Linked DNA regions of Mus musculus: region 2 is linked to region 1. The links are chromatin loops, found by intact Hi-C in ENCODE. Cell type or tissue: gastrocnemius. All regions are shown on one strand. Each heading gives the region's core, and the rest is flanking DNA. Links, peaks and the distances in the headings are about the cores only. Region 1 overlaps Ptprd (protein tyrosine phosphatase, receptor type, D). Region 2 overlaps Ptprd (protein tyrosine phosphatase, receptor type, D).

Evidence for each region. A loop is a pair of places that touch in the nucleus more often than their neighbours do. Peaks named below come from ENCODE experiments on the same cell type or tissue, not always from the same donor. Only the 100,000 strongest peaks of a DNase experiment are listed, where the experiment ranks them.
Region 2: a loop joins it to region 1, with 6 times the contacts of the local background. A loop is called at or near these places in 2 of 42 quality-filtered maps.

Annotation. Positions count from the first base shown.
Region 1 is chr4:76,229,342-76,244,998 of GRCm38, forward strand. It overlaps Ptprd (protein tyrosine phosphatase, receptor type, D), which reads right to left. Exons shown (of 40, transcript NM_011211.4): 13 at 14,304-14,445. Among named protein-coding and RNA genes, the nearest start is that of Gm46893, 100 kb to the right of the region's middle. In gastrocnemius, for the core only: no CTCF peak of the experiment used is centred there; DNase peaks (open chromatin) are centred at 8,671 and 11,881.
Region 2 is chr4:76,175,027-76,190,683 of GRCm38, forward strand. All of the region lies in intron 13 of Ptprd (protein tyrosine phosphatase, receptor type, D), which reads right to left. Among named protein-coding and RNA genes, the nearest start is that of Gm46893, 160 kb to the right of the region's middle. In gastrocnemius, for the core only: no CTCF peak of the experiment used is centred there; no DNase peak of the experiment used is centred there.

The DNA.
Region 1 (15,657 bases), core at 4,957-12,956:
TGAATTATAAATGTGCCATCAAATTTTATGAGTAAAATACATGAAGATATTATATTGAACCAGAGCATTTCACTAATTATTTATTTATTTTATTTATTTATTTATTTATTTATTTATTTATTTTTTTTTTTTTTTTTGCATCAGAGATAGTAATAGGGTGGCAGAATAAAAAGGGGAAAACAGTTTTGCTTTGTTTTTTGCACAATGGAGAAATTTTAAATTGCCAGATGAAGGCTAGTTAACAGAGAAACAGATATTGTGCTGTTAAGTTGACATCTATGTTTACTGCCCGTGCAGAATTAGCTGATAAATGGGGGTGGGATGGGAGGCAAAGTGGTTGTTGGAAATGTAGGGATCCAGAATCATCAACGTACACAAAGCCCTGAGTCTGCTGCCTCATGAAGGTGGAAAAGGAAGGATATGGGACTTTTATCCAGAAGCTCCACCATCAGCCACAGAAAACATAGCGTGGATCTTATAATATCCGGTCCAATTACAGTGGCATTAGCATATTTTGTAAAGTCTAAACCTGGGAAAATGTTAGGAAACCCATTTATCTAAACAACTGGAAAATTCTTACTCTTGCAAATTTTACAAACAACACGAATCAAGTATGAAGAGTGCAGGGTCTTTGGAATGAACCAAGAATCAAAGGAGGCTTGGTACTTGTTCTGCTTCAGTGCTGGACAGATCCCTTCTCCCCTATGGCTCCCATACAGGTTGTCGGGACTACAACAGTAGCTGAGAGAATGGAAGATGGGAGAGCTGCTGCTGAAATTAATTAATTTGTATGCAGACAGCCAGGCATTATCAAAACACACCACATCCATTTCCATCATAAAGCTGTGTATGAGTACTTTTAAACATCCTTAATTTTTAAGGCTACCATAACCAGATTTTAATCATGTTGATAGGGAATTAAGACAATATTATCTAAAACCCTAGTCCTAATGAGACAATTGTTAGTCCAATGAGACAATATTTAATGTCTTACATTGCTCTTTGCAAAAACTTTAAAGCATGTCATTAAGAATAATCATTTGACTCACAGTGGATTCTTCTACTCAGATGATGTTGGAAGAATTCTCTTTGCAACCTGAAAGGATTTCAATTACCATGGAGCTAGTGAAAGTTACCTTTATTAATATATGTTTGCAACAAAGGAAATTGTGGCCCACAGTAAGTTTGGCTATAGCATTATGGCCATTTATAATGGGCTTGATGGTAGCTTCCCATGTAGATCTGTCATGCTAACACATGAGGACATGCTTAGAACCCTTAAGACTTAGGGTTCTAACTCAAGTGAGTAGGCCGAAAACGTAATATATGCAAGGGTAGGTTGCTTTAGAGTGCACGTTAATGGAGTCTTCTTAAGGGTAAAACATCTATGTCACTTTTAATAAACATTTTATTACAAAAATCAATTTTGCTTAATGAAGTCTTCTGGGAGAAAGGACCCTTTAAGATGTTCTCCTAGTACATATTAAGACCATTTCATATTTATCATGCACTGTGTTATCTCTAACTAGAGCAAGAGAAGGAAACAGAAAGCACTAAGTGCAGTAATAAAAGCTTTTACTATAAATTAGAAGAGAAACAATAGGTATATTTCTTTCTGAGACAAAGTCTTGATATGTAGCCAGGCCTGCCCTGGAACTCACTACGTAGACGAAGTTTCTTTCAAGCTCATAGAGATCTGTCTGTCTCTATCTCCCAAGTATGCTCTGTCTATCATGCTAGACCAAAAGATCCCATGAAAGGTAATTACTTCATTTATACTACATTATATTTTCTCACCACTGTAACAAAGTCGATTCCAAATAATCCTACTTTTTTTTCTCCTAGAACATTTTTACTCAGCAGGAACTGGTTGAGCTTAGCTTCTCTGACACTTGAGATTTCATACCTTCTAACCTTCTCATGACACTGTAAGAATGCTTGGGAGCCAGTCAGAAGGTCAGAAGGCAAATGCTCCATATAAAAGCATAAGCAGGACTGTGGGGAGAGCACTGTTATTCAAGAAGGGTACCACAGCATGCAACAGCCTTCCCACATTAACCAAAATCACAAGCTTCATGGAAAGAAATAAGATTTGCTTTGAAATCAGACAGACATGTCTTTTCTTGAATATTTCAAGAATTTAGAACAATCCTGGGCTCAAATGGACAACACTGCTGAGTAAGCAGATGTCTCCTCATATATTGCCTGGGTATCACTGCAACATGCAGCAGATCTGCTCACTCTCTTCATTTGATTGTTAAAATAGATGAAGCCCAAGAAGTTCAGGACAGTGCACCCAGTCATCGAGACAAGAATAAAGGTGATACTGTGATCTAGGTTTGTGTATTTACAGAACCTAAAATCATAGACTGACCTTCAACAACTTCCTGCACCACAATCGCTAAGATAAATTAATCCAAACACTAAATATCCTTTTATGTGTATCAGTCCAACCTCATTGGAGAAGGATCTTTGTGCAGTACAAAATAGTTAATGCAAAAACTCAAAACTAGCCAAAATATAAAAAATATCTTTGAAGAGTTCATCTAAAATTGGACATCAATATAAGATTCTCTCCTGGAAAGGTTCAGGGACTATTGTAAATGAGGGTTGAGAAAGCTGTATAAGACAGAGATCAGGAAAAACTAGACTAAAACAGCATTCTCCTGACATAGCAAGACCACAGCACATGCGGACTCACAACTGCACAAGATCTGTACAAGACCAAGCAAGTCAACATTCCCAACATGGAAGGGCCAGTGTCTCAGAAGCTGCCACACTGGAGGAGCTATAGATACTGGCGTAGAGAGTATCTTTTCTTCAAGGATGTGGCTCAAGGTAGTGTAGTAGTGGTTGGATATTTATGAAAATATGGGCACAACACATTGGACTAGGTAGCTTATAAAGACAGGAAGGTGTTGTGAAGCGATAGGTCTGGGAGGAGTTAGGAGGAGGAGTGAAGTGTTAAATGTGAAAAGTATAACTTTTTAAGAAGTAAAATAAGTAAATTTCAATGAGGTTTTTATTATCTGTGTCCAACATAGAAAATGATATATTTTAAGTGTAACCCAAATTTGATGTAGGTAACCAAGGCAGCAAACTGAACAATCCTAACGTTCAAGTATTCTGCAGAAAACAGAGATGTTCTATAAATGGTCTTCACCACAAATGTGAATGTCGGGCAGCTAAAATTCTTGGCATTATATATTAGTGACCAATAACTGATCTTTGGACTTCCAAAGTCACATTTATATATATATATATATATATATATATATATACATACACACACACACATACAAGAATGTTTGAGTATCCATTCATCTTATTCCCATGTGAAAAGCTGATTTTTTAAAAAAGTCTACTGAGTGCACACACATACACACACACACACACACACACACACACACAAATATGTTGAAACAGGAAAACTTCTTTCCAGCATTCTTGACCTTCATGATAGGCTGGACATGTTTTGAGTTATGAGCTCCATAGTCCTGTATGCTAGGCATAATCAGATTGGCAGATTAGAGCATTTAAAAATATGCCTAAAGGAGAAGCAAGGTATAGTGGTTTGAACAAGGTTGGCCTAGGAAGTGACACTATTATGAGGTGTGGCCTTGTTGAAGTAGATGTGGCCTTGTAGGAAGTGTGTTAGGGGCTGGGCTTCAAGACCCTCCTCCTAACTGCCTAGAAGCCAGGTTTTTTGTTGTTGTTGTTGTTGTTGTTAGTTTTTTGTTTGTTTGTTTTCTGTTTATCTTTGGATCAGATGAAGAACTCTCAGCTCGACCAGCACTACACTTCCTGCTCTGATGATAATGGTCTGAACTTCTGAAACTCTAAGCCAGTGTCAATTATGTCATCCCTTATAAGAGTCGCCTTGGTCATGGTGTTTCCTCACAGCAGTGGGAACCCTAACTAAAAGAGAAGTGAGTAGCAGGAGTAGGGTATTTGCTGTGATAGTCCTGATCATGTTTTTGTTTGGAGGAATGTAGATTTGGGGTTTTGGATTTTGAAAGCAATGCCATGCTTTAAGTGTGGCTTAGTGAGCCATACATACAGGTAAGAATATGGAAGACAGTGGGACTGAGGGTGATTTGAACTGTGTAGCCCAGTCCAACAGGTTTCAGAGGAGAAGTATGGGGCCTAGAGACTGTTCTTGTAATATTTTGGTGAAGAATGTGGCTGCTTTTTGCCCTTGTCTGAAGAGTCTGCCTGAGGCTAAAGTGAAGAGATTCAGATTAATTGCACTGACAAAGGAAATCAAATCAACCAGGTTTAGACTCTGTTCTGAGGTTTACTCTTATAAAGACTGTTTTTATCAAGCATAGTAAGCTGAAAAAGAAAAAAATACAAATGTACAGTTCAACTACTAAAGGGGCACCAGAAAGTGGAATCCCTGTGTTGAAGGAGATAAACAAATTAAGGGAGTGGTGACCTTAGGGCAAGATCTCACCCAACTAACCTTAGTCTTTATGTGTTCATAGTTTAATAAGGGGTACTCATACCATATTCGGTGTTATTATTACCTGATTACTGTTTTATTTGGACTTTTAATCTGAAATAAACTACAATTCAGAAATGGAAGGCACACCTTTGATCACAATCTTGAAGCTTGAAGACACAGGCTTTTGAACTAGATCTTGAAGCATGGAGGCCATGAAAATCTTAGGCCTAGGCATGGAAGTACACACTTGTAATCCCAGCATTTGGGAGCCAGAGCCATGCAGCTCTCTGAGTTTAAGTTCAATCTGCACAGCAAGTTCCAGGACAGCTAAGCTTAGGCAGTGAAAGAGTTAGAAAACAGAAAACTGGTGATAATGTACTACAACTAGAGGTGGGAGTATGTTCCAGCCCCATGAAGAATCAGAACTTGGCAGCTTCGGCCATGTGGCTCTGGCTTTAGAGTCAAGAGTAGAAGGGGTTACCGGAACAATTAATGCTAGTTAGCTAGAGCTAAGAAATTAGTGGTGAATATGAAGAGACCAGCATCATCTGGGAAGTGGTTTCTGACAGCAGAAAGCTCTGTTCCAGAGATAGCCAAGGTTGTACCTCCTGCTTCAGCTGCACTAGATTATGTGTAAGAACCATACAAGTGGGACTAGTTTTGACAGCATGAAAGGATCATGGAGAGCAGCTGAGGCTTGATACTGTGAGAGGTCAGGAAAGGTGTTACAGTCAACAAATAGGGGATTACAGTTCAGTGATTGGATGAATTTCAGAAGAAACTTTAGGCTTTTAACATTGTTGAGACTGCTATAGACCATGGGGACTTTTGAAATTGGGCTAAATGAATTTTTCATTATGCTATGGCAAGGTAGGGCCCCTTTAGACTGAAGTGTTTGAACAAGCCTATAGGGGGCAGGGGCAAGAGGTAGAACGTGGTAGTTTGAATACACTTTGCCCAAGGAGTGGCACTATTAGGATGTATGGCCTTGCTGGAGGTGTGACCTTGTTGGAGGAAGTGAGTTACTTTGGGAGTGGGCTTTGAGACTATCCTAACTTCCTGGAAGCAGTCTTCTTTGGTCTGCCTTTGGTTCAAGATGTAGAACTCTCAGCTCCTTCTCCAGCACCATGTCTACCTGGATACTGCCATGCTTCCTGTTATAATGAAAATGGACTGACCCTCTGTAGCTGTAAGCCAGTTCAATTAAAAGCTGTCCATTGTAAGACTAGCTTTGGAAATGGTGTCTCTTCACAGTAATGGAAACCCTAAGACATAAGGGAGTTAACATTTTTCAGATATTTTTAATATTCAAGTCAGTATGCCAAATGCTTCACAGATAAGCAATTAGTTTCTCACAATAACCTCAAAAGATGAAAGAATTTCACATTTAGACGTTTAGAGTGTCTGAGTCCATGGAGTTAGAAAACAAGGGAATGCCCATATGAACTTTTGCCTTATATAGCAAGAACAAGAGTGCTCTTAGGCCTCCCTGTTTCACTCTCTCTTACTTTCCCTTAACCTTGATTTTGTGATTCCTTTTTCTTATTCTCCAACCCACAGAGAACAAGAAAATAACAACCATTTTGTCATATCGGGTAAAGTACACTAATGCATGTCCAGGCTATCTCTAATGTATGTTTGATGTTCTATCTCTCAGCCCATGTGTTTCCTCACTCTATGTGCACATCCTGGGCAACCAATAAATTCTGGAAATATGTGGGGAAAAGGAGTAGTGCTTACACACATGGAAAAACTAGATAAAATGAAAGTAAAATAACCAAGAAAAGTGGAAAGCATTTTGAAGTTAAACATGTCGTCCAAATGTTTGTACATATATACATATATTTTATATATGTGTGTGTATATATATGCATGTATATACATATATACATATATATACAAGAGCATATACCTCATAAATTAGACATTTATACATATGCATATATATGTGTGTGTACAAATATTTCATTCACAGAATGTTTTATTTACTTGTATAATGTATTAACATGAAAAATGACAAATTTATTAAAACCCATAATTTTGTATAACTCCTATGCTCATCTAATGGAATTTCAGTGTCCAGTTTTCCAGTTCATACACATCTCTGGATAGCTACGAGAGTGCACAGATGCAAAAGAATTCAAAGCCAAGCAGTCTACAAGGGCTGGACCCACACCTTTAAACCAATGATATTATATTTCTACTCTTATTTGCAGCTCACTTCAGTCTTATTTTATACTTTTTCCTAAGACAAATGTAGATAGAGTCCTCTCTCAGTTTCCTCACAGCAGTCCTCCTCCCTCAGTCTCCCCACAGCAATCTTCCTCCCTCAGTCTCCCCACAGCAATCTTCCTCCCTCAGTCTCCCCACAGCAGTCTTCCTCCCTCAGTCTCCCCACAGCAATCTTCCTCCCTCAGTCTCCCCACAGCAATCCTCCCTCAGTTTCCTCACAGCAGTCTTCCTCCGTCAGTCTCCCAACAGCAATCTTCCTCCCTCAGTCTCCTCACAGCAATCTTCCCCCCTCACCCACAGCAATCCTCCTCCCTCAGTCTCTCCAGTACAGTGCTCTTCCCTTGGTCAATCCAATGCTGAATTCACAGGTGAGTGTGAACATTATTACTTGACAAAGGAACTATTTCTTCACATTCCATTAAGCTAAATGTTGGCAAAAATACACATTTAATGCAAAAGATAAAGTTTAGCCATCAAGTGTTACAGTTAAAGATATTAAAAGGAAGGACAAGAAAATTTTAAGATATAAATGAAAATGTAAGCGAATTTTTAAAGGTAATAGTTAAAAGCGTTTTATCTTACTTTTTTTTCTTTTAAATCTTTAAAATAATTTTAATCTTACTTTTTATTACCCTCTTCAATAAAACATTTTAAACACAAAGGCCTATGCCTGGTGTTGTTTTCACATGTTTGCTTTATAAGTATTTTGCTTGTTTGTATTTCTGTCTTGTGGGGTTTTTGTGTGTTTCTTGCATTTCTGTGGGTTTTGTTTGTTTGTTTTTCTCTCTCTTCTTAAAGGAAAGCACCAGGGAGGAATTGGGGAAGAGGAAAAAGTTTAAAATATACTCTACTAAATTTTTTTCTCAAGTAAAAAATAAAATGTTAAGAATACTGGCCTGTATTATATCACTTAATTTAGTGTGTCAGTGTGGCTGTTAATTCATAAGTTGTGTGTGTGTGTGTGTGTGTGCGCCCATGCTCGAAATATAGGAGTGAGGTATATGCATGTATAGGCAAAGGTACATGACTCAGAGGCCTGTTGTAGAGAGTTGTCACTCTCTACCTTATTCCCTCAATGCAGGGTATCTCACTGAACTTGGACGTAAGTTGCTGGCCAGGAAGCTCCTGTCTCCACTCTCAGGGCACCTGGTTTTTTACCTAAGGGCTGGTATCTGCACTCAAGTGCTCCTGTTTATATGGGCAGTGTTCTTACCCACTGAGCCATGTCTCCAGCCTCTCATTGGTTTTTAATGGGATAAAATAAGTTGCTTGCTCTTCTAAGGAAAAATGTAATTAGGACTCTGATAATTAAGCCTGAGATAAGGTATTTGGTATATCTGTGCCCCAAATCCCAATAAATTATGCATGCATAACTTTTAAAGCTGCATCTTAATTAGTATCTTAAAATAAAACTAATTTTGAAGCCCATGATATTGAAGTTTTAAAAAATCATCCCAATTTTATTAGTGAAAGGTAGCTAAATATTCAGCTTTAAAGTATAAACATTATTTAAAACTCACATGGATTGTTGTTCTGGAGTAAATTCCCTTGCAAATTCCAATTCACAGAGATGGTCTCTGTTAACTCCATCATATTGCTCCCCATTGACACAGATAAATCACCTAAGCCAGTTGTCTTATGAGACATTCCATTCCAGTTTGAGCTAGTGTGTCCCTCTCTGATGGCTTAGTTTGGATAACTTGTATAGTTCCCGGACTGCATAGATATTTCTTCAAATATTCTTTATGGGGTTGCTTTGAACGAGGTTAACTTGTAATTCAGGACACAAAGTAAAATAGATTGCTCTCCCTTTTGTTGGGGTAGCACTAAATAAAAATGGGTAAGCATTCCACAAATGAGAAAGAACTCCTTCTGCCTAGAGCTTGCAAACCAGAACACTAGCTTTTCCTACTCACACATCACCTGAAGCATCTGCTTTTCCTGGGCTTTGGGCCTGCTGGCTATGGGACTAGAAACATACCACCCAGCCTCTTGGGTGCCCAGCTTGCCAACACACCTAGCAGATTGCTGGACTTGTCAGTCTCATTAATCATGTGAGCCAATACCTAACAATTGGGATTTCTGCTGGCAATGCTGCTGGTCATCTTTCTCCGGAATACCCTGACTGATACTCCAGCCCATGTTCTGGACAAGTAGGGAGTCATTTCTTAGACATGTAAGGTCTCTGTGGTTTACAATCTATCACACTTGCTCTGTCTGAGAGGAGGCTATCCTCTGAGCTTTTCCTCTCAAGTCTCCTCTCTCCCATGATGCATCATGTAAATGCATTGTGCATTTTCATCACACTCGTGCTCAACTGTAGGCTTCACTGTCAGAAAAATGTTTCTCTTCCATGATAAAAGCATCAGATAACACCCCCACCAAAGATCTTTGCTGTCTGACCCAGAACAAAAAATCTCAGGCTCTCTAGGTATTATTTTCTGAAACCATAAACAAACTGGCAGATACTATGACACCAAGTTCCTTTTTGACTCAACACTGCCATAATCTTTTTAAGCTAATCATTAGTAAACACTCCTATGGCTTTTAGATGCATCTAAAATCATTAAATATTTTATCTTACTATGAGGTAAGGAGAAGAAAAGTGTTCTTTCTTGAACATAATTACTTATAATGGTATTTACTCACTTTTAAGACATGATACTGGTGAGGAGAAGAACATGATGATGGTTGCGAGGAAGGAGCATGTACCATCCACACAACAGTGCTGATGAGAAGAAATGGCAAGCAAGCAAGGACAGCCCTCAAGTGGCATACACATCACCAGAGAAGAATCTTTTTATCTCTCCTCTTCTCGGAATCTCCCAACACTGTTTAAAGGGGCTCCTTTTTGCCTTCGTGACACGGAATAGAATTTTGTTTTTAGGTCCTAAAGATCAAACTGCTGAAAGTCAGCCGTTCCTCCATAACCTGTCTCTGCCCTCTGCCCCCTCTTTCTTGCAGGGAGGCAGCATTATAAAGGAACACGTTATCATTTTGTTATCAATTTACTCCAAGTGCTTCAACATTTCATAAGCTCTCTCAAATAGTCTTCCCTTAGCACCACAATTGTCAGCAAGTTTGTCCTGTGCTGGCCACCCTTCCTTTTGTTTCAGTCTTTCATAAAAATCCTTTTGTGTGACAGTCAAGCAGCTGTGCTTTGTTCTTTAATGTTCCTAGCCTGGATCCCCAGCCGAGATCACTTTATAACATAAACGGCAAAGTACCATTTTCACAGCAGGGACAACTGTGTTCATCTTCAAAAAGAGGCATTAATAAAATGAGCCTGTAATGAACATGCTAATTCTGCTCGCAGGATAGAGCACAGAGGCACAGGCTTCGCTGCCACCTCCCTGAATGATGGTAAAAGTTGTTCACGTTCCTTTTTCCTTAACAACAGCTATAATGGCTTATTTTTTTTTTGAACAGACATATTATGCAAACATCGCTCTGTGTTTTACAATGCAAGGCTGCCTCGTCTCATCCAAACTGCTCACTGTGTTTTACTATCTCAGTAACAGTCACCTTCGGGGACCGTGCTTTTTCCATCTTGCAAGAACCGACGTCCTGAATGAGGCATGTCACTGAATCAGAGAACAGTAACTGAGAAGGGGTCTGACTGATGGGATCTCCAAGCTAAGGCTTCTCTATACAAGAGGTAAAGAAGAGAAAAAAGGGGGCATAACTGAAAGATCAGGGACAAGGGCAGGTTGAATAAGAACATCATATATTTCTGTCACAGAGTCAGTGTGGCAGCTCAAATGACTACAACCTGGGCATAAATATTCTGCATTGTCTAACACCTAATAGTGCCCATATCCAGTGATATATAAAAAAGTATCACTTACTGAACTGAATTTGTTAAAACGTGTAAATGGAATGCCTTGGATTTGGCATGCTAGCGTATTAGGTGAAGCTGTACTCCATGCATTGCATGAAAAGCTAGTTTTCAGTGAGCAGATGAAGAATGCAAGGCGATGTTTACTGTTTAGCTGCTGTGATGCTGGTATTGCGCAGGCAGTGGTTTGGGGGTAGCACTATTTGTATATGGGCAAATATCTGGACATAATCCACAAAATTTATTTACTAGTTTTGTTACTAGTTTGAATGAGAAGTGTGTATTTTCAGACTGCCTTCCAAAAAAATAATAAGCTCAAGAAACATGTATGATATTTAGTCATGCTTTAAGGAAAAGAATGATTCGATTATTTTAGAACTTCCTTTTAGAGAATGAAAAAAAGGATTCTTGACCCCTTTCCTCCAGCCTTAAAGTACCAGACATTTTTGGATTTTTCAACAGTGAGAAGAGACTTTGCACAGGGTAGTCTCATCTGCCCAGCGGCTGATAACACACATCAGTAGAATGTGCTCTCTCCCAGTTTCATTATATATATTTCTATGTTTCCCTGCAGATATCAGGAAAACCTCACAGGCAATCAAGTCAGGATCCAGAGAACCAATTTCATCTGGGTACAACCTAAGTTGTACTTTCTGGTCCCTGGCATGAACCAACCTACAAGTCTAATATTTAATCCATTGTCCTCCCCAGTACCCCACAGTGGATAAGCCTCAGACTTCACTAAGCTCTTAGTGGTCCCTGCAGCCTTCCCTTGCAGCCCGCTCTGGAGGCATTATATGTATCTAGCAATCATGCAAAGCTTCTTATTAATAAACTAGACAACTAGTGCCAGCACGTGCTTGTGCTTATAAAACAACAAAAATGGAAGGCAATAATAATAATAATAATAATGATGATAATAAATAATAGAACCTGAACGACCACATTCATACTGCGTGGTCCCCTCTAGGCCCCACTTACTGAAGGATATATGCTTAACTGTCCAATAACTCATCCCAGGACATGGTCAGCCTTGGGACTTAAGGTGTCTGTCCTGTGAAAATGGTTTTAAAAGTCAGGTCAATTGGAAAAAAAGCTCTTGAGGGAAAATGTCCCCGAAATGCTCCTTCGGTGCACATGGGTGGTCAGGGTATTATAGTAATGTCTTCTGCATTTAGCCACACAGGTCAGACATTTGAATATCCAATTACTTAGGTGCTTTCTGGAGCCTGTTTGAAATAAATGAGTGCTCTCCATCCATCCTACTTAGACAAAAGCCATCATGACAGTTGGCACATTTTTGGCATTTGTCAGCAAAGTGGGAAGGAAATAAATGACCCATGTAGCTGAAACAGGCCTGTGATGAGGGCCACTGGACAGCAAGGGTAAAGTGGTCTCCATATCCTACAGCGTGAGAATGCTTGAATATCTGCCAATGCGATTCACAAGAGAAAGTAAACTCAAGCCGATAAGAAGGCTCATTAGCTCAAACACAGACACAGTCCCCTCCCTAACTCTTCACATTCTAAGCCCATAAACACCAGTTTATTGCTGGCCTATTACTAAGAGACTGTGAGCAATAGAAAGAATTATCAGCATGTAGAAAAGATAAAGAGGTGACTCTGAAAAACAAAGATGATTACACCCACAATTAACTCATGAAATGGCAATGGAAAGAATGCTAAGGTTGGGGCCATTCTACTTTTCCACATTTCAATGTCACCTTTGAGTTTTTTCATGAAACACTTTCAGAACAGCTAAATACAGGTATCTCAGAATAGAAGGTTAAGTATCTTACTAGAAGCATGTGTTTTCATTCAAATGAATAGCATATGCCTAATAGTCATGTAGAAAGTCAAGATCATATTGGAGTTGTAAAATGCATTTGTTTACACAGTGATGAACTATTTAAAGCAGAGTAGACAAGGGTCCAGCCAGCCAGGAAACAGGAAAGTATAAATCCCTGTGAATTTCTAAGGAAAATTATAATTTCTGCAAACATTTTGTTAATATCTTCATGAAATAAGTAAAGATAAAGACAAGTAAATGACATATATTATTTCCTTTGCAGAAACTCAAAGAACTTAGTGATTTTTTTAAAAAAAAGTTTCTAATTCATTTTATTTCACCTTTTTGTAATACACTTTCTATAAACTAGAAGAATCAATTGATTGTTCAAAATTTAAAAGAATATCACAGATGAGTCTGAGATTTTCTCAGGTATGGATGTGTAAAGACTCAGTTTAGCTCCCAGCCTGGATACATTACAAATACACACATGTAGATTCAAATATATCTAGATGGTTCATAGCAGAAGTATACCATCTATAAACATGGATGAGCACTTCATTATAATTTTACATCTGAATTCCAAAAACTGTCTACATTTTATTTTAGTAGATATTACAGCTGCCTGGTAGATTTTATTCCTCCTTTTATCTTTGCAAATGTTTTAAATACTTTTTAAAGTTTAAAATACATTTTATGTCATCCATTATGAGCCCAAAGACTTAGGATTTAAACCCTCAATGTCTGAGCTTCATCATGGATTGAATTGGCTGCAATTCTTTAGAATTTGAGGTTCTGAATCCTTCTGGTTCTGAAAGAATGCATTTATGGGTTAATCTGCAGTGGGCATGTTTTCTGCAGTATAGGGGCTTTCATGATCCTTTGTTCCTTAGTTTGGGACTCTATTTTCAATGGAGCTTTTGGGCTATACTTCTGGGCTCTGAGAACAGCAGCAAAGGAATGTGGCCAGAAGCCTCACTTTTACCGGGAGCTGATGTGCCTTCATACTAGACCTGAATTTTCACACGCATACATCCTGACGGAGCCTTGAAACTCTAGGGCTGAACTCCAAAACCCTTGCAGTTCTCACCCTGGCATCTATCTTTATAAAGTTCTATTCTCTGAGTCTCTCTATCCTTACAACATTTGGAGTTTTCTTTTACTAGTTTAAATTCTTCTCAAATTTTGTCAAAATTGTATAAAGAAAAATTGTCTTATTGTAAGTTTTGCAAACAATTCTGAAGCATAAAACAAGAAAACAGTAGAATAGAGAAAGAGATAAAGATGCACAGAACATTACCATAGTAATTTTATCTGCTAGCTTCTCAGTTAGGTTATGCTTCTATCTCTACTAAGGAATCAGGACTAGAAATAGAGCAAGGGGGGCATATTTTATACCACAGCACTGGCATGGTATGGGAACTCTACAAAACAGGCACCTGCAGTCCATGACATGCTTAACAGGCTGCAGAAGCAACACAAAGAAAGAGAAAGGCATCCGTCATATCATTTTATTCATCAATGGGTACCAGTTCAAAAAAACACCTGAATAAGATAATTACTTTTGGCATAAAATTTTCTTTCTTTCTTTTTAACCAATCATTTTAGGAAAGGAAGCTTCTTGAATTTTGTAGCCATCAGGAGGAATAAAAAAAAAAGCAGTATCAGGAATCAAGAACAAATCTAGACAGAAGTGATGCTAACAGTGGAGAGAGCCATACATTTTCCTGTCTAGATAGCCTTACCAAAATCAAAATGGCATCTGGCATTTAAAAGCAAAACTTCTTTTCATTGTTATTTTCTTTTCTTGATTAACATTCCTTCAAAAACCAAGAAGACACCCATGGTTTGATCAACATTTGGCACATTCCAACATTGTATAGAAGTTCTTTCCTCATGTGATCATACCACAACCCTGCTCACTGAACAGCCCCATAAAAGAGCACTTGACAGACAGAACTGCAGCCATGATACAACAACCATAACTTGAGCACTTACCACGTAAAACTGTGAGTCTTGTGGACACACTGATTTCTCCCACATTATTCGAGGCCACACATTCATAAATGGCCTCATCCCGTGGAGTCCTTAAGGGCTGTATTCTGAGTACTGATCCAGATCCATCGTCAAATTCTATTACCTATTAGAGGAAACAATAGCTGTCACAGGTGTTGTTACAATCGTCTACCTCTCAGCTAAACTTCTCAGCACAGGAGTGAGCCAGCCATTAGGCGCTGACTAGACTAGGCATCATTCTGAGAGAGCACTGAATTCTAATAAAGTGGGACAGGAGAACACTTGATCGAATGTATATACTTTGTACCAAACAAAAAAAGAAAGACTTAAAACTACCAATAGACAAGGATAGATTTCTTGTCCCTACCAAAACCCTCCATGATCCTCTCATTAACATATCTTAAGCTTAGTAATTACAAGCACACCACAGCTTGGAGGGATAAACTTCCGTTACTCACTTTGGCAACAGATGTGCTTACATGGATCCGTTTAGAGCATAATGCTTGTCACCACAAATATTTCTGTCCGTTTAAAGGGTCTAGTTCTTAACTATATATATGATCAAACCCCAAAGAGGAGCTGCATAAATCTAATACTTAGGCAGCCAACAAGTGAGCCAACCCAAAGCCTGGCAGCCTGCATTAATTTTGCCATAAATCATTCCATTTCTTTGTTCCAGCTGAACATTTTCTGCCTTTTTATGGCCTTCTTCCCATGAGATGGAGGCTTGTCTCACCAGGCCAAACATCAGTGTGCTAAGCACCAACCCTGAATTCGCTGTCATTGTGAGCTCCACTGTGAAAGGGAAGAGGAACACTGGTACTAACAGCAGGGAAGAGAACCAGCATAAAGTCTGCGACCCACAGTGGTGGTGGGAGGCATGGACAGCAGTCAGGAGCAACATGGCTCCATCCCATGATGTCTTCCTGCAGCTGCTGACTGGGACGCTGTGCTCTTGCAGTGTGTCCATGTCCCTCGACTGTGAATGACCTGAGACTTTCTACCCAATCCAGTTGTGAGGAGCTTAATCCCCGTGTCTGTGTGCATGTATTACCATACAGATAATGGCGATTACATGTTTTAATTGTATTCACTTTAGCTCCTTTATGTGTTCCACTTTAACTGTAAATTCAGAAACACTCAAAATGTTCCATTTCTCAAAACACCACTATGTATTTTCAACTCGATTAAACACACATCTAAAAGGAATCTAAGAGATACAAGTCCCAGTTATTAGAATCTTTCTTAAATAATCCACAATTTTATAAAAAAATACTTGAGTATACCACAGTTTAATATAGAAAATGTATGCACATAATTAATGTAAATTTAAATT
Region 2 (15,657 bases), core at 3,476-11,475, 56 kb before region 1:
TTCCTCATTATTATTCTCTTTCTCCTCCTCCTCTTATTCCTCTTCCTCTGCCTCCTTATTCTTCCTCTTCTTTTCTCTCTTCATTTGAGACAGGGTTTCCTCTATGTACCCCTTGTTATCCTGGAATGTACTTTGTAGATCAGGAAGGCCACAAAATCAGAGATTGCCCTGCCTGTACCTCTGCAAGGCTGGGATTAAAGATGTGCATCACAGTGCCCAGCTTTGGTTTTCTCTTGTTATGGAAACCTTCCACTTGCAAATTCCCTGCCATCTGGGATGGGTCTATTTAAGGAGAAAATGGGCGGGCTACCCTAGGCATATGGCTACTGCACACTGCTCCTCCCTGCATGAAAATTCCAGGGACAAAAGGGAGAGAGCTTTGCTTTTTTCCAGTATCAACACAAAACCAGAGATTATTTTTATTAGTACAAACTCACTGTGCATAGGAAAGCATTTCAAACAGCACTTTTGCTAATAAAATGTGTACTCTGATGATGTACCCCTTTGATGTGGCCCCCTGCCCTCTTCTGCCTCTTCTTGCTCCAATGGTCTCCTTCCCATTGTCCAATGGTTCACCTTCTACCTTCATGTTATACATTATTGTTTTTACTATGTTAAACACCCCATGCCTTTTACCCACAAGCCATGCCCTTTGCCTTAATTTTAGCAGAGCAACCCATTTTTATGAGATTGTATAAAAAGCAACCTTTTCATTAAAAACCATCCATTCAAAAATGTACCACTGAAAACAAACAAAATATGATTCTAAAGGCTATGCTTTAAATAAACAAATTGCCCGCAAAACAAAATAAAACAAAAGCAACAGCAGGAGCAACAACAAAACCAGAAACAATTCATACTGTATTTGACAGGTATATAGGACATCCTAGGTATATCCTTAGTACTCCACATAAACACAACAAAAACAAAAAAATACCACACAACTCTAAAGTCAGCTGTAAAACAGGATAGAAGAGACAGAGGGCCAGAAAGCATGATCCAAATACCACGCATAATAAGATAGCAGGTTCGATGTACTGAGGCGTATTTCAAAGCTCCAGACCTGACACTGCATTATGAACTGCTACGCAATGGTGAAATTTCAGCAAAGGACTCCACTGAAACATAGAACCTTGTAAGTACTGTGAGATCAGCCACTATGGGGCATTCTCCTCAGTGGAAGGGCTCTAGCCTCACTTATTCAGCCTCCATACATTCTGCTGGTTTTTGCCTACTTACTATTAACTCGGATTCCATTTGCACTGTAGGCAGTTTTCTGACTTCATAAAGTCAAGTCATGCACAACACACACTTTTTTTTTTGTACCATTCATAAGATTCATTTAAGTTCCACAAGATTTGGTTTGGTGGGCTTTCTCCTCCCATCTTTGGGATTAACAAAAGCTGTTATTAAATACATTTTTTCTTACTAAAAGTTCAATGCAAAACATTTCATGATGCATTTTAAGTCATTATTTTTAAATTAAAAGACATATAGGAATATATTTGATGCTAGAGAAATTGCTCTGAGGTTAACAACCCTTATTGCTCTTGTAGAGGACTGGGGTTCACACAGCAGCACCCACAGGCAGGCTCAAAACTGCCTGAGTTCCAATTCTAGGGGAACACAGTATCATCTGGCCTCCTCACTGCACCTAAGCTCACTCAGGCACAGCACATAAGTACAAATAAAATAAATTGGCCTATCCTATCAAAAATGTAATTATGTGAGGGATACTATTTTTAAAACTTTTGGAATTATTTTTAAAAAATACTTCACAGCTGGAGGTGGTACCCATGGCTTCAACCAGAGCTCATAAGAGGCAGAGGCATGCAGATCTCTGTGAGTTCAAGGCCAATTTAGTTTACATAGTGAGTTCCAAAATATCCAGGGTATGTAGAAAGAGCTTGCCTCAGAATCCAGCCAAACAAAACCAACCAAACAAAAATGTTTCTTTAAAAATACATAAAAATAAATGTTGAGTACTACAACTAAAGTACATTTTCATTCTAGCAAGCAATATTAAATAGTTAATTTAATTTTAAAATAGAATTTAAGTTTTAAATGAATGAGAGTAAAACTGAAGAAAACAAATACCAGATTGCATCAATCAATATTGACTCTTTAGGACCAAATTTAAGTCTATGAAGCAGAGTTAATTTGGCACTGTGAAAGAAAGCATTGTAAGAATTATAAGAACTTTAGCTAGTGTTTATTACTACAACAAAATTGCAGAGTTCACGGAAGTCTTCTTTTGTGATCCTTTTTCATAAAGGTTCACACTTGCTTTTCTTGCCAGAAAAATAAACACATACACACAAACACACACAGACACACACACACACACACACACACACACACACACACACACACACACACACACATTTTAGATATTAGAATATCTGCATGTACAAAATACAAAATATTTTTGGGATATGACTCAGGTGTAAATACTAAACACATTTTGATTTCATGTATACCACATGTACCAAAGTATTTTGCAAAATATTTTAATAACTGTGTGCACTAAACAAAACTTATTTATCATAGCAGAAGGGTTAGTGGTATCTTCTCCCCCTGGAGCCCTGAATAAGTAGAATATTGCACACCTGTGTATCGACTGAACTGTCCCATGAGAAGTCAGTGTGACATTCTTTGAAAGTTTTGTATTATGGGAACATTTTGAATATTGAATTTTTCAAATGAAGATATCAGACCGCTATTAGAATATGAGCAACTGAGAGGCAGGTTCTATAAGCAACTAAAGGCAGGCGCCTATTTGCATTCTCATCTAGGGATGTGGGTGCTGCATGTGTGTGTACAGGTGGCAGAGCAGAGGACATGAAGCTGTTGGATCCTCAGAAGTCACTATGTTTCAAATACTGGACTAGATCCCTCCCCACATTACAGTGTAACTGCCAGAACAAACTCTGCTGTTGGGTAATTTATATGTAAAAGGGCAAGGTAAAGCAGACTGGGGAAGGGGAAAGGAGGAGGAAGTAATTTAAAGTAACACAAAGTTGTACTCATGAGAAATTAAAAGCAGAGAAAATGCCAGGTGTTTAGGGTTGTTGCTGACAGGCACAACAGTGGAAACCAGTCTGCCTTACAGGCGGGTGCTTCCAATTTCCAGTGAAGACTTTGTAAATACATTAAGACAAACCTAGAAAGGTAAAGAGCAAGTTAATAACTAGAAACCTGATGGACAGTACGCATTGAACACAGAAGTATAATCACCCAGATGGTATTGTTACTATTATCAGTGATGAGATACTTTGAACAGTGCATTATAAAAGCATACTGGAAAGAAGAGAGACGCATGTTAGAGTATATTCTGCATACAAAGGAAGCAAACTCTCGATTAGACACTCTTGCTACCATAATGCTGATAAGAAGAGGGTAGTGAAAAATTAAACATTATTAATTAATACTGTCTTTTTTCTTTGCTTCTGGAGCAAGGTCTTATTCCATGTCTCAGGGTGACCTTGACACATGGTAATCCTCCTGTCTCAGCCTCATAAGTGCTCAAATTATAGGTGAGAGCCAACAGATACTGTTAGTTTTAAAGCAATGGCAATTTATTTGGCTTAGTTATAAAATATCCTCCAAGGGATAAAAGAACCCTTATCTCTTCTCTTTCACAGGCATAACTAACATGATGCATGACCCATTTTCTTTCAGTGATGGCGCTTAAAGGATCTGCTCATATCATCCAGAGCATTTCCCTGTGCAATCCAGTGAATTGTTACCATGAAAAACAAAAATCATCTTTGTGCTCAGTGAAGTTTTAGTGGAAACGCTATCCCAGCTGCTTGGATGAACATCTCTTCAATTTTGTGTAGCATTCTGTGAGCATTGAACTACTTCCTATCACAGAGATCTGTTTGTCCCCTTAGCAACTGAACAGCATGTCAGAAAACTGAACTGGACAAGACTGGAACTCCAGTACATTAAATAAGTGAGCCACTATATGTGGACGGGGATTGTAAACAATAATAGTGATAATAAATACACTAGTCATTATTATGTTTCAATAACAACTTCATCACAATACAAATAATTTCAAAACCAGTTATGCTCAAAATTAAGATTGTGAAACAAACAAGCTGCTATCTTTTATAAAGTAGTTTAAACACTTCAAAAGTAGCAACTTAATAATGATTAACAAGTATAATAAGCAGTCTCATTCCTATTAACAAACAAACAAACAAACAAATTAAAAAAAACCCTTTCAATAGCTAAAGACAGAGAGAAACATGGTCTTGCTAAAACATCCTACTAAAAGTATGGTAATAAATATTCTTAAGGAAGGTGGCTTTTTATAATAATAAAAAATGGTGCTTTCGTACCAATGACTGCCCGTGAGGCATATTCTTAGGTCGACTTGTGTAGTGTGACTATTTGTCAAAACTTGCTTCATCATTTATAGTCTCAGAGTCCTTTTCCTTTTAGCTCAATGTTTTGATGGAATCAATACAAATCTGCTTTTAAAATATCTGTCTCTGACCTGTGTTTGTTTTAAGCTGTGTCATTCATAATGGTGATGGATTGGTAATGCTATTCCTCTGTCTGCACAGAACACCGCAGTATAAAAAGCGCATATATTTTATGCCCAAGGTCAGGAGAAAATTAATGGATAAAGAGCCTGATAAAATGGAGTTGAAGCTGAATGGGCTGAGTGCGCTCTACAGGGTACAGCCCACGCGGGCAGTATGAAGTCCATTACACTTAAACACTCTGGAAGCGTTCCAAAAGTGAAATCGTTTCCACAGGCTAACACATAAAAGCACTGAACTGCATGTGGCTGCTGCAGAATGCCCGAGGGTGCAGACAAAGTGCTCCTGCACAAGTTTCTGTGGCATGTTCCATCTATCAACCTTTACCTTGAGCAACAGCCGATTTGGTGTTTATCACTAGAGTTGAACAAGATATGCTCTCTTGTCATTAGTAAACTTCACTCTCTGCTCTCCTACTAATCCACTCTTTGCTCCAAAAGCAACTGGGGAACATGTAAAAAATTTACTGACTAGTCAAGAGGCGTCAAGCTTGACAGCAAACATTCTAGTCTTTATTTCATTCTTCCAACCTCCGAAATCTCATCAGCAACAAAACAAAACAAAAATTGTTTGTTTGTTTGTTTGTTTATTTCTTAAAGGAATAAAATCAAAAGCCAACAGCTCTCAGTGAGCATTCTCAGAACTGGCAGTCATGATTTCCGCAACATTGCCCCAGTAGATAAGGATGTAACAGCCCACAAGAACATATGAAGATGAACATTCTGCAGAAGCAACTAAGTCCACATCAATGAATTTCTTCCAACATGTTGCTGATAATCACAGCTTGGCAAACACTAAAACTTCAGGTTTAGGTTAAAAAAAAAAACAAACAAACAGAATTTGACATAGTCTGTAACTTTGCATTCTTTGTTTTAAACATCCCGTTTGTCCATATAATACAGGTTTTTGAACCCTGTAAAACGACATAAAGTCTTCAGGAAGCTGTGGAAATTGTCTTTTTATCTCTGAAGGCATGCTCCAATAGCAGTCAATCAACAGGGAGCCAAACTCATCCAGAGGATCAAGAGAAGGAAGTTTCTGGGAACAGTTTTGGTCATGGTGTTTTTCAGGCTGATTACACGGCAAAAGAAAAAAATAGAACTATGAAATAACTGAGTAGATGGAACTAAAACTAAGGCATACAGTGCTGACACAAAAATGAAAAACAGAAGGAGTCGCCTCTAAGCTTGATGCCACGCTCTAAAGCACTTTCTCCTGTGGCTCACAAAGGCTGGAGGTGGGATTCAATGAGCTTCGTCGTTCACTGCCACAGGCAACTTCTGAGTGTCTGTGAAAGTGGATTTAAAAAATTCGTTGTGGCTCTAACAAAAACCTGAATCTTGGTGCTTCAGGTTCTTTGTAACATTATGGTGCAGAAGAAAATGTCAAATGGATCTTCCATCTAACCAAAATTTAAAAACAAAACCTCCCCAAAATGTTGCATGACACAGTTAATATAAAATGTCCACAGTTTCTAATTTAAGGACAGAGGTTTTAGCATTTTTATAGCACTTCAGAGACAAGACTTCAAACTATGAAACCACAGGGCACCTGTGTGTACTAAAGGGTTTTAAGGAAACTATTCACTTAGGAAAAGGAGTAATTCAGGGAAAAATTTATAAGGAATAACAACAACAACACAATCCTCTCAGATGGTAATAAAAGGCGGAAACAACAAAAGTAATGATCTAAGAAGAACAAAAACAAGTTCCAGCCGAAACTACAGCATATCCTACACATAGAATGAGACTGTACATATATATATATATATATATATATATATATATATATATAATGTATATTGACATATATATAATGATATATGTTTTTATCCTCTGAATAGTAATTTTCCAAATTTATAAATATATTTAAAATTCCATAGTTATGAAACTCCCATTTGCCAATATTGGCCTTCAGGTTTCTATCTTCACCTGTAAGAATTCCCAAAACATTTTCAAGGTCTCAGCATTCTATTTCTCAGTATATGTACTTCTGTTAGTATATAGTTATTTCACTTAGTCAAGAACAGAGTTGATAAGGAAGTAGTCGAGAAATTTAGCAGCACTATGCTCCTTCGAATTGATACAGGGGAGCTATGATTCACAAGCATCGGGACCTGGAGACAACTTTGCCCGCACCATGAGTACTCGCCAGCACTCAAACCACTCTGCACACAGGGAAAGCAGCTACATTAATACTGATCCTATTCAAATCAACTTTAAGAAACAGATACATAATTCATGTTTTGAGAATTAACATGGAACCATCCTTTTCAACTACGAACCATATTGTCATCTTCTGAGTGTGTCCTCTTCCCTCCCTCTGTCCACAGTGTGGAAATACTAACAATTCCCCCTCCCTCTAAAACAGTTTCTTCCCAACACCTTAGAAAAACATTAGCAGAGTATCTGTGCAATGCTGCTATCGATGCTGCACTGTTTACTAAAGTAGACCCTTTGTTGCTGTATGTTCAAATTCATAACTAAAGTATGAATAAAGGTAACACTTATAATTTTGTTATATTCCAATTCTAGCAAAAGAAATTTAAAACTCATGTCAGTATCAACAAGGGAGAAAACATATTTCTCCAATTAATATTTTAACTTTTGCCTAGGCTAAGTTCTGTATTCTTCTTAGGCATCTGCAGAAATGGCAGTTCTAGGCACCGCCATCCTTCCTCAAAGGAAATCCCATCAATTCACCTCCTTCATATGTGTGTGTGTGTGTGTGTGCATGTGCATGTACATATACATGCATATTGTGTATATAATTGAAAATAATCTTTTCATGCAATATATTCTGATGTTTTCCTCTCTCCCATCTAGTCCCACATCCACCACACTCATCCACACCCTTTCTTCTTCTCTTTAGAAAACAAATATCCAAACAATACAGTTTTTTTTTAAAGTACAAAGCACACACATACCCACACACACACACACCATAAAACACACAATTAGAAACCATAATATACAAACAATGGACTAGTAAGACAAAAAATGCTCAAATGAAACAATATTATGCAAAAGGTCCACAAAAATACCATTGACTATATTTTGTATTGGCCATCTACTGCTGTGCATGGGGCCTATCCTTAAATGTGGTTTACATATGCAGTGAAACTCCATTGGACAGAACTATTTTTTCCATTTCAAAAAGCTGACTTGAACCAAGCAGTCCCCGTACATACTGCACAGTCTCTGTGAGAATATATAAAGTCACATCCTCAATGTTTGTGAAAGTCTAATGTCTATGGATGCTGCAGAAAATTTATCTTTCAGTTTTTTTAATTGAAGTTCTCTTAAAGTTCAGTAGTATCAGAGTAGTCCAACATTGAAACACCAGAAATAATATCCATTGAATAGTCCATGAAAATTTCCAACAAACTATCACATCCAGATAAGTATCAAGTTATTTAATTAAAGAATCATCAACTATCATGGCTGCTGCAAGGATGACTACAGCAGAATTATGTGAGCATTTTACAGCATGGAGACAATATCCAGAAAAATCCTAAAACAGTGTCTCGGTATTATTAAATAAGAATAATGAGCAGCCTGGGAGATGGCTCAGCAGGTAAGAATGCTTGTGGTGCAAGCAAGAAGACCTGCGTTGTGATTCCTACCCTAAGCATGTAAGCATGTTCCTGTGAGGCCAGCACTCTAGGCAATGTGGACGAAAAAGAGGACAGTAGGTGCTTGGTGGTTACATGCCTAGCCAAAAATGAAAGTTCCACATTCCCTGAGAGGAGACCATATGTCAAGGGAATACAGTGAAAAGCAATGTAGGAGGATACCCTACACAAGTGCCAGTGGGCTGGCACACATAAACATCTGTGTACACACACACACACACACACACACAAATACACACACACAGAGCAACAAAAGAACAATGAATTAAATATAAAGACATCAAAAATGAGTATGCATTATACATTTTCTTCTCAGTTTGAAAACATCTGATTTCAAGCTGAGAGGATATAAAGTTTTGAAAACAGGCTTGTATGTCTCATTTACCAAGAGTATGTTGAATTGTTCCCTGAAGGTAAATAAGACTTCAAGTATTCTGGAGAGGGCATGAAAAATTATATAAAGTCATCTCACAATGCTTATGGAAAATTCATTCCAGAAATTTCTGCTGTAGAAAAAAAAGTGAAGCAGAGTACTTGAATGCTGTGGTATGTCCCATCTTTCCAGGGTGTATTCCCATCTTTCTCACACTTGGAAACCCTTCCAGATCACCCACAGGACTTGATACAGAACTCATGCGAAGCAAATAGTTGTTACATTGTATAGCTTAGGAACAAAAGGTCAGTTCCTTTTTAGTTTAGAATGAAACTTTCCCCCAAGTATTGTCAAGGTGTGATTCCCTGGATACACAAATCTGAAAGTCACAGGATAGGAGGAGGACTGCATCTGTATATTTTAGAGGACAGGTGCCTTCAGGGCAGAATGACCATGGATGCAGCTGTTGACTTCAATTAGGACTGGTCTGAGCATCAAGACTCAGGTTTTAAAACACTCTTGCATTTTTTCCTCACTGCTATACCAATCTTCTAAAATTCCCATTGAAACACAGAGATGCAATCTCATAGACATAGAAAATGTCATAAATATCTATGTAGAATTCCTAGTATGTACATTCACATACACTGTCAAATTCTGTGTCTATGGAATATCTATATCTATATACATAAATATAGATGCTACAAAGCAAATGTGAAATTGTTGCACCAAAAATTAAAACATTAAGTGATAAATGTATCCACTAAATTTTATTAACTATCTTTCATGTAGTAAACAATGCGCTGTGGACCAAGGAACCAAAGACCAATTCAGGAAAGACTTTTTCACAAAGCTAAGCTCCTTAGCCTAGCTCTGTTACATGAGAAACGGGCTGCCTCAATTTCTGCAAGGAAATTACTTGGATGAGTTTACATTTCCAAATGAGGTATCTCTGACAGTCTTTAAGTCCCAGCATGTTGTAATGGATGGTATTTAGTATGCATGTAGCTCAGAAGAGGATCGTGTTTGTAGAAACTGTTTATCTGTCCTTATAATACCAAGTCCAGAAGTGCTGAGAGATTACTGAAGGCTTTTTTCATTCCTCTTTAATATTAATGGAAATACTTCTCAACCAATTGTCAGGATACAATACCTGCAGCAATTCCTGGTTGCATCATGTTTATAAAAAAGTCAATATATATAATAACTATAAACACACAGTATTGAGTTTTGCTATAATACAATTTCCAACTCCCTGATAACTCTGCTTTAGGGCTGGCTTTCCAAGTCAGAATAAAAAACTCACTGCTACTTGAGAAAAGAATATGGTATTTGCACTTTGGTGATGATTTGCATTTTTAGAGATTCTAGTTTATGTCACATCCAATGTGTCTTTTTACTTTTCAATTTGTGTGTGTGTGTGTGTGTGTGGCTATTGGTTGTATTTTCATTTCAAAGTAAACATAATTCCTCTGGGAGGTGAGTAAAATAATAATTTCTGTGTTGTTCCATTCTGAAACATATATATCTATCCACCTGTAGCACCAAGCGGGACAGGCTAACACAGCACCAAGACAGACTGAACTTGCATGCCCATTTCTTTTTCCTGTGAATATGCTGTTTAACACTTCATAGAGCAAAATTCAACAAAGCCAGGACAAATGTTTCTTTCCATCAAACTACAGTTGTATTCTATCTTTAGCCAGTGCAGTGGTCACCTCAGGAGGCAGGGATCCTGTTTCTCAGGAGGAACATTTACTTGTTCTGATGGGGCACCTTGGTGGCAAACTAAGTCTCCTTGGGATCTTCTCTGTCAGGAAAATAGTCTGGCTTTATCATTTAGTGTCTACTTAACAGCAGAACTAAATGCTTCCAATTTGTCTTCTTCCTACACATTTTCTAAACTATACTTTCATCACTAAACTTCTCCTAGATCAAAACTTTTTGATTCAAAGACTTCCCAAATTATCTAGCTTCTTTACCAATATAAAGCCTACTTCTCTGGGTTACAGAGGCAGTCTGTACATATACTACACCATGTGAGTATGTACAGACATTAAGGAGTGTGCTTAGAAACTGTAAAATAAACTAGTGGAAAAGAAGAAAGTCCACAAGAACTTCTAACGGGCTAGAGCCGCCAGTTAGCTCACTCTTTTTTTTTCAGTAAATATGTAAATGATGGATATTAGTCTTGGAAATAGATTAAATTATGAAAACTATACTTTTAGGTCATGATGGGTTTTTGTCCTTTTTAATCTGACATGTTTTCTAATAAGATTCAGTTCACAGACACTTTTATTCAACATACTAATATAATAAATGGCTTTCAAGGGTTCATTCAGTCTAAAAGTGACCAATTTATATCTTCTTAAAGGGCTTTAAAAATGGAGCTACTATTTACGGCTTTAAATATAACTATGAAGTTTTCTTTTCCTATACTTTAATGAATCATAAGAAAAATCTTCTAATTATGTTATTGATAAGAGAAAAAAAAACAAGACTAAATATACTGAGTCAAATCGTAGCAAAAGTTAATGAGTTTCAACTTTTTTTTAATCTTTTGGTTATCAAAGATGTAGTGAGGCTAATGTGTGATACTGATGCAGTGTGATTTTTTTTATAAGTTCAACAAAGGAATGTGAACCAGAATCTACCCTGTAATAACTTATTTTCTTTTGGCATAATATGTAATATTTGAAGAAACTGACTCAAGGTCTCATTTGAAATGTGTTAATTTGCACATGTGCATCCTAGGGTTTCTTACTTCAGTCCCAAAGAGAAATTATTTGACAAAGTACTAACTCCTTGACTAACAAACCATGTCAAAGAAACAAGAAAACTAAGCATACAACAGCTACACAGTAGTCTATGATATCCTATGCTCAAGGTAGTAGAATATTTCTTTTCTAAATGTGAGAGATTTGCTTAAATATTTTTAACATTGCCTATCTCAGTCTCCTTTTCCTTCTGATCCTCAATAAAACTTGATATTTTGGATCTACTTTTCTTATCCTATGCATGGCATAAAACACACTGGAAAAATTAAAGAACGAGTACAGTAAACAGCTGTGTGCAAAGCTTTATACTTGGAAAGCTGATATATCTTTGTACCAAATACCTATAAACACCTTTGCACTGTCAAACTTGGGGTTGTTCATTCCTTCCACTTTTACTCATTCATACTGCCATTTATTGATCACCTGTTCGCACCAAGCCTCTTAATAAGCCCTATCAATGAAAGGACAAGAGAGGCAGCCTTTCATGAAAGAATGCACACTCTAGAGGAACAAAAGACATGGCAGTCACAGAGCATTTAAATGGAATGCATGGGATTTTCATATAGCATCAGAGACCAAAGTAGGTTATTCTCCAGCTCTGCTTAAGGACTCAAAAAAGGCTTCAAAGAGTTAAATTGGAGAATACAAGGAGTTACCAGGTACTAAAAAAAGAACACCAGGAAATTATGCAGAAGGAGTATGAGATATACACATTGTGGGAAATGCAAGCTGCTCCGTGAAACTGGACCATCTATAGTCCCAATGGAAAGAAAGACTGGTAGTAGTTTTCCCCTACCAAAGCTGCACTATCAGCAGTTAGTAACAGAAGAGAGGCACACAAATGATGTAAATCCAGTCTCACTCCCATGATAGATTGTCATGGAATCACAAAGTTGTTTTTTTTTTTTTTATTACTATTATTTTGTTTTTAGTCACATCACAAATGCACATCAACAATGTATTGTAAGGAGGAAATATATTGCTGTTCCTAACATATGTCCTATTCAAACATTAAAATGAAATATGAAACTTGAATAGATCTATATGGTAAAGGTGAGATTAGTCCCGTTGAAGAAATGACAAAAGGTGCTACTGTGCCTTCATAAATATAAAGAAACAGGAACCATACAAGGAAAGGAATAAGCATTATAGTTGAGATGATTGAAAAACCAAGATGATTCAAAATGATACATGACTCCAAAAACATCAACGCAGTAATAAGAAATTGACTTTCAACTTGACAACACAATCTCTTGAAGCAACAGACCTGAAACGTGAAGTGATTATAGCAATTAAATTTATCTTGCGCAATAATGACCCCCAAAATTCTCCTGCTTCAATTTTAAATACATACTATAGGTTCTGACGTTCTCCCTGAACAAGGCACTTCTTAATTGTTCAAGTGAAAATAGCACATGGCCGTAACAATAACAGGACACGATGGGCCGAACCATATATTCAGGATTCCTTTGACAAGTTAATAATAAATTGCCTTGCATTCAGATGCCCATTAGGACTTTTTCACCTCTATTCTAAGCCAAGCTATGATTTGGAAAATTGTGTAATTATACAATATAGCTAGCTGGTTATGGAACTACTAGAAAATATAATACAATGGTTATCATCCAGCTGACTGTTCATGGCTCTTACCCTCTCTCTGTCTTTTCTCCTTATACATACATATAGCTATGTATATATATATGTGTGTGTGTAGATAGGCAACTAATGTGTATTTCTATTACTAATAATATTAATAGTATTACTTATAGGTTTGATTTAACAATGGCATAATTAATTATACAGTAGTTTCAAGACAAGATGAATTTTAATTCCCTTCTTAACATCCAGGATTTGAGACCGTCTCTCAGCTACTTTCTAAGAGACAGGAAAGAAAAAGTTAATTCAGCCGATTATTTCCCGTAGTCCCGCAGAGGAAGTGAATTCAAAGCCATGCCTCCTGCAGTAACTCTGGTGAGCATTGAGAAGCAGATTATGGTTGGCTATTGGTAAATACTCTAATTTCAGGAAAGCGAAAACAAGAATGTGTGTATCTACACAAAGCAGAAAGCAATGAATGATAAAGTACAAATTAATGGAGTTCAAAATAAAGCAGAAAGAGAAAGAACTGAGGAGACAGCATTCTATGTCTCAACACGGTAATTAAAACTTTAAACTTCTGCTGAGTCTGATTAAGACAAAAGGAATAGGCAGAAATACACATTGTGAGTAATTTAAAAATTGACAGAATTATAGACAAATAAGAGGATGTTTTTAGATACTGGGAGAGAATCAAAGAAAATATGTTTATAGAACTTCAAAAATAAAGTAAGAGTGAGGTTTCTTAAAAAATACATATTACTGAGCATGATAAATAATTTTTTTAAATGGTCAGGATAATGAAATACAGAAGAGGCTCTCAGTTAATGACAGGAATAACCATATAGCTGCATTTTCAATTGAGAGAAAGCATACAATCAGGCAACACAGTGCAGAGACAACCAGAGTTCAGTAAAGAGGGACATAATTAGACCACCACTCATACTAAGGAGGAAGGGCTACTTGAAAGGATTAAAGGATGAATAATTGTGGGAAAATAGAATTACTGAATAAATTTAGAAGGTTAAGTCTTTCATAAGGTTCTCAAATGACATAAGAAGAAATAATTATAAAGAAAGGATATATTTGACTCTATGTGCTTTCTGTTACTCCTTAAAAAAAAGGAAGCAGACCTCATGGACTGACACTGTATTGAAGATGAAACACACATAGCAGAGAAGCATAAAATGTACCTCACTAGGAGCCAAGGAAGAAACAGACAGTAAGATAAACTGTTTCACGCTGCTCAGAATGGCAAATTTAAGGCTGCACTCACCCAAATCCAGCAAGTGTAGGTAGAAAATACAAATCTTGCTATTGCTGGTAGAAACACAAAGTAAAATAACTATTAGAAGAAAATGATGATGTTAATAAGGTTTCTGTGTAATTTTTCTTTTCCAACTGGGCTTGATGATATTAATGTAGGCAAGTTCCTAGAATATCTCTGCTATATAAGAAAAGACACAGGATGGACATCTTTGAATTACACTTAGTCACAATTAAAAATCACCATGAAGGTTAGGAATTTAAAAGCAGATACTTAAACCTTATTCATGAATCAGATTAAAGGAAATAAAAACTATTGAAAATGTGGATGCCATGGTAAAACACTAATAGGATTTAAAATATATATGGATTTATTTATGAGCGTGCTCCTGTTTGTCACAAGGTATCACATGCATGAAGGGTCCTTTAGGGTCCAGACTGGAGGATTAGATCTTCTGAAACCGAGTGGCATAAGTTGTGGGCTGCTAGATAGCGTGGGAACCAAACCCAAGTCCTCCTCAAGAGCAGAGCATGTTCTCAATCTTAGCGCCATCTCTTTAGCCTACAAATAACATCAATTTAAAAAATATTTATTGATCAAAGAAATGGCATTGAATAATGATATAAATAGTTGCCAAATCATGATGAGCTTGAAAATACAATTTTTAAAAATATTTATTGATTAAAGAAACCATATTAAAGAATGATATAAATGGTTTCGGAATTATAATCTTGAAAATATATAAATTCATGTAGTCATGTCTTTAATATACTTATTAACATATACACACACACTTTAGGTATTAAGCAATTAATGATACTGTTACTACATGCCATGAATATGTTAAAGTCAAAAAGGACATCTTGGCCAAACTTATTACTAGACAGAAGACAGAAAGACCAAAGGCTGCAGGTTAAACTTTTTTTCAGAGTATTTTACTACAAACAAATAAGAAAAACTGCAAAGGTACTACAAATAAATTGTGCCATCCTTATTATTATTCCTAAGAGTTTTGTTTTGCTGATTTAAGTTTCTGGCAAATTTGTTTATGTCTAACTGCTATAGAATCCCTACTAGCTTTATAATAATATCGACATTTGTCTAGACTCAACCACTTAAGTATATCAAAAGAAATTACATGTATGTTGTATTTTGCCATCATTGTTGTTAAAAATAATTGTACAATTTGAAAGGATGTAATTAAAATGAAGTATAAACATGCAATATCCTTAAAGCTTTCTATATTAATAAATGAAAAGATAAATAACGATAGGCTTAGGTTTGCAAACCAGAAACCTGCACAGGATGTTTGCTACCAAGTGAGCAAGAAATGTGAGACCTATGATACATGAAGACAACAAGCCACTTGGTGAGAGGGGCTAAGCTTAAATAATTATCCATACTATAGTATGGTATAGATCACCACTCTTCCAAACAATATGTTTCTATTCAAT